Regions from separate parts of the Mus musculus genome. Here region 2 is linked to region 1. The links are chromatin loops, found by intact Hi-C in ENCODE. Cell type or tissue: left cerebral cortex. All regions are shown on one strand.

The links. Peaks named below come from ENCODE experiments on the same cell type or tissue, not always from the same donor. Only the 100,000 strongest peaks of a DNase experiment are listed, where the experiment ranks them.
Region 2: a loop joins it to region 1, with 2.2 times the contacts of the local background. A loop is called at or near these places in 2 of 42 quality-filtered maps.

What each region holds. Positions count from the first base shown.
Region 1 is chr8:83,265,600-83,270,599 of GRCm38, forward strand. Tbc1d9 (TBC1 domain family, member 9) reads left to right here. Exons shown (of 21, transcript NM_001111304.1): 18 at 482-568; 19 at 3,384-3,458; 20 at 3,545-3,648. It also overlaps the pseudogene Gm17999. Among named protein-coding and RNA genes, the nearest start is that of Ucp1, 22 kb to the right of the region's middle. In left cerebral cortex, no CTCF peak of the experiment used is centred here; a DNase peak (open chromatin) is centred at 2,604.
Region 2 is chr8:83,324,523-83,329,522 of GRCm38, forward strand. Elmod2 (ELMO/CED-12 domain containing 2) reads right to left here. Exons shown (of 9, transcript NM_178736.5): 3 at 4,590-4,618. Among named protein-coding and RNA genes, the nearest start is that of Elmod2, 5.5 kb to the right of the region's middle. In left cerebral cortex, a CTCF peak has its summit at 2,789; DNase peaks (open chromatin) are centred at 2,762, 3,612 and 3,912.

The sequences.
Region 1 (5,000 bases):
TAGTTGATTCTGTAGGCTTCTTGTGGTGTCCTTGACCTCTCGGGCTCCTTCAGTCCTTTGAGTAGAGGTTTTGACGTTGGAGGGAACAACCAGGCACGCCGCTGAGGCTTGGAGTTCAGTTTTAAATAAGGCTGGTCTCGGCTGGGGTAAATCTATCAGATACTGAAAATCATTCACACCCCCAGATGGGAGCAAATGTGGTCTTGAGTAGCAGACAGTGTCCTATAACTGACCCAGAAAGTACTGTCTCAAAGTCTTTGGGAAATCGTTCCGATAGAGAGGAAACTCAAAGCGCGGGGGGGGGGGGGGGGGTAGAAAGAAGATGGAGTTAGAACGATGCAGTTACCCACTGAGCCCACAGATGCCTCTGAGGCCACCCGGCCCTCCATCCCACTTTGCTGACTTCAGATCTTCATCCTCCCTGTCACTCCCTGGTGTGGCGGAGCTGACCCCTCACGTGTCTGTGTCCCCTCTCTCACAGAGCCATCCTGTGATCAAGATGAGCCTGACTCCGCCTTTGAAGCCACTCAGTACTTTTTTGAAGACATCACCCCAGAATGCACACATGGTAGGTGAAGTTCTAACCCCCACGGAGACTGTTTTTGTCTCCTGTAGCGCCTGCTATTACTGGGGAGGCTTAACTCCAAAGTTAGAGAAGTCTGTAAGTAGGTTTGCCTAACACAGTCATGAGGTTTGCACACCGACCTTGCCTTCTTAGGCTCTCAGTTTAGAGGGTTCTTCTCTTATGCAGATGCTTCTGAAAAGGCCACACTGTGGAATGTCTTTACACGATGCTTCTTCAGAGCGGTTTTCTAACAGAATCCCTATCGAGTTGCTGGATGTTTCAAAACACAGACTAAAGTACACAAGATAAGCTGGAAATCTTGCTCATACAATAACCAGCTAGTCATAGCCTGGCATTTTGCTTTTCCACACTTTCCTACTAGTGTATGTGATCATGTGCACACACAGTACACCCATCTAACCTGCGATCTGGCTACTTACAAACTTCTGGTTTTGTTTTTGCTAAAATTCTGAGGACCGAATCCAGGGCCTTGCTCGTGGAAGGATTCTCTACATCTCTTTTCACGTGTGCACATGCACATGTATGTCACAGAGCATGTTTGGAGGTCAGAGAAGAACTTGCTGGAGTCGCTTCTTTCCTTACACTATGTGGGTCCCAAGGACTGAAGTCCTAAACATCATTAGGCTTGGAAGCAGGAATGAGCCCAATTTGCCAGCCCCTATTTTTATTGTTCTATTAGATGTGTGCATATATGTGCTTCATTAATTATCGTTTTCCTTAAAATGCAGTGAGAAGGTGATATCATTACATCATTAGGGCTTTTTTTTTTCTGAAAACATTGTCATTTCCTCTGATGCCCACCAAAAATCTTCATATCACAATGGGCCACCCCCCACCCCACCCCCCGTGACCTCCCCACCACTCAGACGCCTATGTTATGGTCTCACCAGAACAAGCTGTACCCAAAGTCCTTCTGCCAAGACGTCTCCGATACCGAAATCTGAATTTCTGACATGGTATGGAAGAAGGCAAAAGTTGATGAGCTCCCACTTTGTAGCCACACAGTGTCAGATGAGTTTAGGTGACTCTCTCCCTAAGCCCTGGAAGCCACCTGTGTTGGTGCCAACACAAACATGATAAAAAGTGCAAAGATGGCCTTGATAGTGAAGAGCAGCGCCACCCTTCCTATGTCACCTGCATCAACAGGGGTTTCAGTGCTGGGGCTGACAGGCTCCCGACAGCAAGCAGAGTGCCACAAAAAACCCCAGGCCACAGTGACCAGGGTTTGCTTAGCCAGGTCATCCTGTCCCTCTGCACCAAACTGCAGCATTAGGAGCATAGGGGGAAGGCCTTTCATGTAACCAAGATCAAGTTTCCTGGTTGCCCAAAATCCCAGAAGAGTTTGGCTTTACCAGGTTTAATGCAAATGAATTTCAAGTCGTGGTAGCCAAGGAGTGGTCCATCCCCAATAGATATGGGGTCAAACATATCATCAGTTTTGGGACAGGCCCTGCACTCCTGAGGGCTTCCACTGTGCTGAGTCCTGTGTCCATCAGCTCATGTGCAGTAATAAATCTCATTAGCAGCCTGGAAAACAAATTCATAGAAGGATAGTTTTTAAATGATTGCATACTAACCACTGCACGGGTTTGCTGTGCACTAAATAGTATGGGTGTCTATTTGTTTCCTATTGCCTTTTTCGTGAAGCAGGGAAGAGATGCCCTGTCCCTTTAGCTAAAACACTGCTAAGGGAGGTTGGAAATCCAGCTGTGACCGAGTTAGCTGAGAAAGTCCAGGAAGCACTCACAGCCAGCCAAATCCATCAGACTCTGAGACTGTTGTAACTCTTGTCCTCCCCAGTGTCTGTGTGTCCTGTCGTGTCCAGTTTCAAGAGGAAAACACAGTTATAACTGGGTTCTTCAAAAATGATATTTTAGAGTTGCCAAATTATGTTCTCTTGCTTCTACTATCATTCCCGTTTCCTGTGAAGGATATGTTCTTGATCCTGTTACAAGTCACAGCAGATGCTTGTGAGTCTGTAAGATCCCAGGCAGGATGGAGGAATGGAGGCTTATGGGAAATTCCACACCACCACCTCCAGTAGCTTCTAAAGACTGCATGACATCATCCATCATACATCTTTCATTGTACAATAAACCCTCTGCTGTGAGAAATAAATCTGGGGCCATCCTTCACCTAGAGGTGGAGTGTCAGATAAAATATGTCCAATAAAACTCAAATTTCTGGCTGGAGCGATGGCTCAGTGGTTATGAGCACTGACTGCTCTTCCAAAGGTCTTGAGTTCAATTCCCAGCAACCACATGGTGGCTCACAACCATCCTTGATGAGATCTGATGCCCATCTTCTGGTATGTCTGAAGGCAGCTATGGTATATTTACATACATAAAATAAATAATTCTTTCAAAAAATTCAAATGTATAAAGAATAACTTGTTTAGTATAAGTATACATCATGTGCTATTAGAAATGCACTTTGACCTACAGATTATCTGACAAGGGATGCTGGTTATGAATATGTATGTATGTATGTATGTATGTATGTATGTATGTATGTATGTACTGTGAAGATTTGTGTGTGAGTGTGGAAGCTAGAATGTATCAGATTTCTCGGAGCTGGAGTGACAGGCAATCTTAGGCCACCTGATGTAGGTTGTGAGAGTCGAACTCTGGGTCTCTCTGCAAGAGCACCATAGCATGACTAATGCTCTCCAGTCAGTGTTAACATTAGTGTCTGCTAAGTCAGGCCACCCTGCCCACAGAATCTTCATTTTCTCCTACACTAAGTCCATGATTTATATTCTCTAACACCCTTCTTCTTTCCGAATATTCCCTGATAGTTGTTGGCTTGGACAGTAGAGGCAAGCAGAGTGCGGACGACGGCTTCGTCACAGTGAGCCTGAAGCAGGACAGAGGTACAGATGTCCTCTTCTCTGTTTACCAGTCTGCTGTTCTTGTTTCTTGATCTATGAATGCTCATCTCTTGACTTTTGGGTTTTAGGGAAAAGGGCAAATTCTCAAGAAAACCGTAATTACCTAAAACTCTGGACTGCAGAAAATAAGTCTAAGTCAAAAACTGCCAAGGATTTGCCCAAGCTGAACCAGGTAAGAGACTGTTCTTTGCAGCCATATATAAACTTAGATTAAAATATCTCCTAAAGACAGCGGGGACTTGGGGGTACTTAACTATGTTCTGCTTGTATTTGTTTTGGTGTTTCGTTTTTCAAGACAGGGTTTCTCTGTGTAGTCCTAGCTGTCCTGGAACTCACAGAAATCCACCTGTCTCTGCCTCCTGAATGCTGGGATTAAAGGTGTGCACCACTGCCACCCTTTGGATTTATTCATTTTTTTAAAAGACAGGGTGTCATGTAGTCCAGGCTGGCTTCCAACTAACTATGTAGCTGAAGATGACCTTGAATTTTTGATTCTCCTGCCTCCACCTCCCAAGTGCACAGGCATGTAGCCACCATATCCAGCTTATGTGGTGCTGTGAGTTGAACCCTGGACTTCACGGATGCCAGGCAAGCACTCTCAACTGAATTACATCTCTATTTGTATTTATTTCTTTTGCATCAAAAATTATGCTCTGTTGTGAGAAAATGTTCTCCTAAAAGAAATATTGAACAAAGTACTCGGATCTGAGACTACGTGTGCTCCATCCCAATTGGCAGGATTACCCTAAGATACTCAGAAGTTAAGTTCTGCTGTCTTATATCACTGCACTCAGCAATAGAGATGTCCCTGAAAAGCTAAAGTGTACTGGGGAAGAGATATAAGTGGGTATAGTCATGAAAGGATAAGTTTCCAGCTAAGGTGCCAGGTTAAACACAAAGGTGTTGTTATGTACAGGGAGGTGAAGAGTTGTGTCATGGGAGACTCTACTATAGCTAACCTTGGGAACGGTCTTCAAAACTGCAGAGACACGAGGAGAGATGAGTCTGATGCTTCCTTAAGATTCTTCAACTAGGAGGAAAAGAAGAGACAAAGACAGAGAGAGAGAGAGAGAGAGAGAGAGAGAGAGAGAGAGAGAGAGAGAGAGAGAGGATGTAGTGCCTAGCATGATAGTCCATGCCAGTAGCCCTGCACTAAGGAGGCAGAAGAAGGGGATAATGAGTTTGAAGCTAGCCTGGCCTACATAGTAAAACCCTGTTTCAAAACAACCAACGTGGATGGGGGCAGCAGAGGAAGAGGAAGAAACTAAGCAAGATGTAACTTATCCACTGTGCGTGAGGAGTATATTTTCATGTGCATAGGCACAAATATGTGGGTGCGTGTACGGAGGCCAGAGGCCAACCTCAGCTACCCCTCAGGAACCACCCTCCTTGTGTTTGAGACAGAGTCTCTCATTGGCCCGGAGCTCACCAAATAGGCAAAGTTGGCTGGCCAGTGAGCTCCAAGGGTCCATCTGTCTCTGTCCGCCCCGATGCTGGGATAGCAAGTGCACCTCCCCTCACCTT
Region 2 (5,000 bases), 59 kb after region 1:
GAACTCTTGCATCACGTTCATAAAGGACACCGAGTTGTATTTTTTATTTATAGGTCTTTGGTTTTAGTGTGCACTCAAAAGGGGGGGGGTCTTCCCTCCATTTCCCAGGACTTTCTGTTAACAGTGGCACTGTTTCTTCTTCCATAAATGTTTGGTAAGAATTAAGCAAGGCTAGAGAGAGGCTCAATGGCAAAGAACACTACTTCTGCAGAGGACTGGGTTTGGTTTCCAGGACCTACCTGATGGCTCACAACCACCTGACAATCCAGCTCCAGAGAATCTGATGCCCTCTTCTTACCTCTGTGGGCAGCAGGTATGTACACAGCACAGACACAGTGCATACAGGCAAACACTCAAAAGCACAAGGGCCCAAACATCTATTAAAAGAGAACTAAATAGGCCAATGCTACAGAGTTTTACAATATTTTAAATTGGAGATTTTATTTCTTTTCTTGAATATATGGCAACCTAGATTCTTTTATTTTCATATTAGTTGACAAACTGCTTTCCACAAACTTTTCCCACTTCACAGAAACTACAGGGTTTCCCAGGATGAAGCTGCTCACAGAACCTGTGACCCAGGCTCTGGGGCCTTATGTTCTACCTTTCCTAAGACTGGGAATCTTGGCTTTCTCGCAGAATTCATCAGTGGCTAGAGGTGACTGACGCTACTAATCTTTTTAACGGATTGGCTTCTGAGCTTGTTGGCAATGCCCACGTTTGTCTATTTTACTAATTCATTGATTTTTCTGCCTTGTAACTTCTTCAGCTTACTTTTCAGGTTTCTAAAGGTACAAACAGATTGTACTGGTTTAGGCTTTTAAAGTTTGCTTTGGTGAGCTAAGCAAATGTAGATATGTTGTGTTTCCAGTTCAATTTTGTCTATTTCCCACCAAATTTTTCTTTGACCCATGGGACTACTACAGTATTTATAGTCCAGATACCACAAATTTTCACAGTTTAGCAGCCATTGGACAGAGCTATAAATAGGTCCAAGTCTGTAACTGAGGGAGTAAGATGTTTAACCAACAAAGAAGGCGGTTCAACTGTCCAACAGTCTACAACCCAACAGAACCATATATTGAGATTGCTGTCAGAGATAAGCATGCATACTCACCATTAGAAATGCAAAGTATTTAAATATGTACAAGGGTATCACGGATGCTTTCTCTCATATTCTTATAGTGTTCACTGGCTTAATTACATTATCATCAATATTATCAACATGCACTCTCTTATGTTGCCTTTCTAAAATGGTGATACAGGTATTGATGAGGGGACAAGCAATAAATAAAATAGAAAGTAATAAAATCAAAACAATTTCCAGACTTCTTTTCATGTAGTAAAATACTGAGATAGTCAATGGAAATCCACAACATCAGAATAATATTATTCTCTTGAAGAAATATACAAATTGCATGTTTAAACTGACAAGCCCATTTCTATGTATTGACAAAACAACTTCAGTTCGAGGCTTCAAGAAGAGAAAGCAGCTATGATTTGAGTTAATCTTAGGCATTGCTAGTTATTCTCTTTACAGAATAAAAAACACAGCAGTAGCATTGCTAGTTATTCTCTTTACAGAATAAAAACACAGCAATATTCTATTTTTTGATGGTGACATCATAAGAATACAACTTTAACATTTACATTTCAGGTGAGATTTTTAAATAGCTACTAAATAATTGAAAACTTAGCATATTATTTCCTGTTAATTTAATCCACTCATGTTGAGTCCCAAAATACTCTAAGCCAGTGGATCTCACTTGTGAATCATGACTCATTAGAAGTCAAATGACATTTTTACAGGGATGGCATTATCAGATATCCTGCATATCAGATATTTACATTAAAATTCATAATAGTAGTGAAATTACAGTTGTGAAGTAGCAATGAAATAATTTTATGGTTGGAGTCACCACATGAGGAGCTGTACGCAGACTTGGGAAGGTTGCAGCCACTGCTCTAAGCCATGTCCAGTCCTTCCTGCTCTGTATTGCTCTTTGTTGCCTATTGATAATTGTCCATCATCAATTTTACTACTCCTACAAATATTGAAACCCTGGCAGAATCTGAACATATGGTAGTCACCCAATCCTTGCTGAAATTTTGCCAATATCTGATCCCCTGTCCTACTTACATTTAGCTTAATTTACCACACACACACACACACACACACACATATATATATATATTTATATAATCCCACTGATAAATTCTGAGAGCCCAGATGCTGCTCCAGCCTATCCTCGGTCTGCTGATATGTGGGTGCTGAGTTCAGTTTCTGATCCTTCTCCACCAGAACAAGCAAAGGAAGCAAGAACCACACGCTCATGTGGAAAAGGGCCAGCACTGCCCACTCTGTCTATGTTTTCTTAACCCTCAAAGCACTGCTGCTTGCTGGGAGTCAGTGCAGGCGCTGGGGATACGGCCGTAAGCAACAGACACTATGCTTCATGCTGTTTCTTTGCAGCAGGAGAGAATGAAGAAATAAAGAAGTAAGATACTGAAAAAAAAAAAAGAAGAAGAAGAAGGAGGAGGAAAAAGGACAGGGGGTGGGACTTATGATTCCAAGTAGAGAAGGCTCAGTGTGCTCATGAGGTGAGAACTGAATGAAACTGGAGCTGATGTGAGGTAAACTTTTAACAGGGAGAACCAACACTTTGGCCCTAGTGGCACAAGGCCTACACAGGCTGATGACAGATGGTACGCTGGTTTGGAGCAGAAGCACAGGGCAAGAGCAGTGCTAGATGCAACAGTGAGCAACAAGGGAAACTAAGGGGATGCGCTAGGGGGAGCAAGTGGGGTGCACTGGGGCAGCACTGATGGTGTGCAGGAAGGTCTCAAAGCATTAAAGAGGATATAAGTGCTGGGTGTGTGGGTGCGGCACAAGGAACTGTAACACTTTTACAGTAGTTTTCAGGGCACTGGAAAGCACCTGTCAGAGGACAATTCATTCTCAAATATTCCAAGATTTAGGACACAAAGAAACACAACTTGATCTGCATCAGTCAGTCTGTGTGGAGAAAACATGGCTTCTTACAGAGAGAGCAGGAACAGTCAGAACACAGGGCTATCCCTCCAAGCAGGGCCCTGACCGGCAGGAAACAAGCATCACTGGGGAACCAACAAGTCAGAAACAGAATCAGGACATCTGGGGTGGAACCCAGTGTCTTCACTCCCAACAGGCTACCACAGGATGCTGGGGCTACTAAGTTTGAGACCTGCCGTAACAGCTCTGAAATAAAATGTGTCCAAGCAGGTACCTACAATCAAAGGCTGCTGTGGGGATCTGCCTGCTATATTACAGTAACAGGTACCACATGTGTGTGTGCAATTAAACAAGAATTAGGGCAGAAACTTTCAAAGTTCCAGATGCCATATTCTCATGAAAAAAAAACAAATCACAGTTTAGGATTCTGAACAAAGGCAACTCTATACCCTGCCCAGTGTCCACTGATGTGGATGCGAGTTACTCTCACACAGATAACTCATAAATGAAAGACTGTACCTAAGATAACAAGCACCCACTTTAGAAGTTACTCTCCAGAACGAAGTGTGTCAGCTTGCAGAACCCAACTCTTCCGATTCCAGTGTGAGTCAGCAACTCTTACCAACACTAGCAGACCGAATCATGTCCACGTTTTTTTATTATGATTCATATTTTACATTATGACCAGTGCAAACATGTATATGGATATCTAAAATAGAGATGTGCACACAGATGGCTAAACTAAAAATGTCACAAAATAATATATACCAGTAATTCTTTTACAGACAACACTGTGATCTTACAGTAAATTCTAACTGGTTAATTCTTGGTTTCCCACGTAACACATCAAGAGCTGCAGCTGACATGTGGCAGACAGGTTTTCCTTCCCATGCAAGCCAGTTCCCATGCAACCACTCGCCTGCCACAGCTTTGGGCTGTTCAGAATGCATCTTTTGTCTTGCACTTAACCACTCATTTAAACCCACAGATGCAAATGGAGATGATGCAGTCTGCGGGCCTCCAGTGACTTACTGTGAGACCATTCCCTCACTGCCCACTGAACCCGCACCTGTGACCTACAGTAAGACAAGTGAAACAGACATGGGAACATGAGACCGACAAGATAAAGGCCTTTGCAGCTGAGCCACATGGGCATGAGCACTCAATGACACTGCTTTAGGCTCCGCAGACTTGTGCTTGTTTCTTATACAGCAAAAGCTGACTGCTAGGGATCGTATGCTGGGACTCACTTTGGATCAAAATTTGCCTGGCTCTTCTCTCACACAACCTACCCTGAGGACACAGTCTTGGGAAAGGCTTTCCTAACATGCTGGTCCCCAAAGCTACCAAAGCTGCTACAAAATCAACAGGTAGGACCTCAGAACAGGACACAGAGTTGAAATCCTCTTCTGTCCATCAAAACACATGGAGAAAGTATTTTGTAAACAGGATTACAATTTCTAAAATGAGAACACTTAACTCACAGTTTCTCATAGCAAAGGCAGTAAACATAATCCTGAAATCAAAATGTTCTTTTCAAAGAAAAAACTACACTTAGGTTAAGTTTTCTAGAATTAGCATTTTAATGTGCTCTTACCTTATTCTTGGAATATGTCAAGGAATTTTCTGAAATTAAAAAAAAAAAAAAAGTTACCACTTGAACACATTTTCTGAATTACCCAAAATCAAATAGTAAAACTATAACAGCAACGATAAATCACTTCTGCAGTTTAAGGTACAATTCCCACATGAACAACACAACAATCATCTCAAAATCTTACAGGATAGAGAAAAAGGTGGAACCATCATCCCCCAAATGCAGTACCAAGCTGGTGACAATCTAATTTTCCCAGAACTGTGTGTTTCTGTGCAGACCGCCAGAGTGGGGGTGTTTGCCCACTGCTAAGATCTCAGAAATTCATCTGAAGACTATATCCCCCACTACACCCTCTTCTCTGTCAGTCTGAGCAAGCGGCCCGCAACTCAGCAGTACAAGAACAAAGGAGCA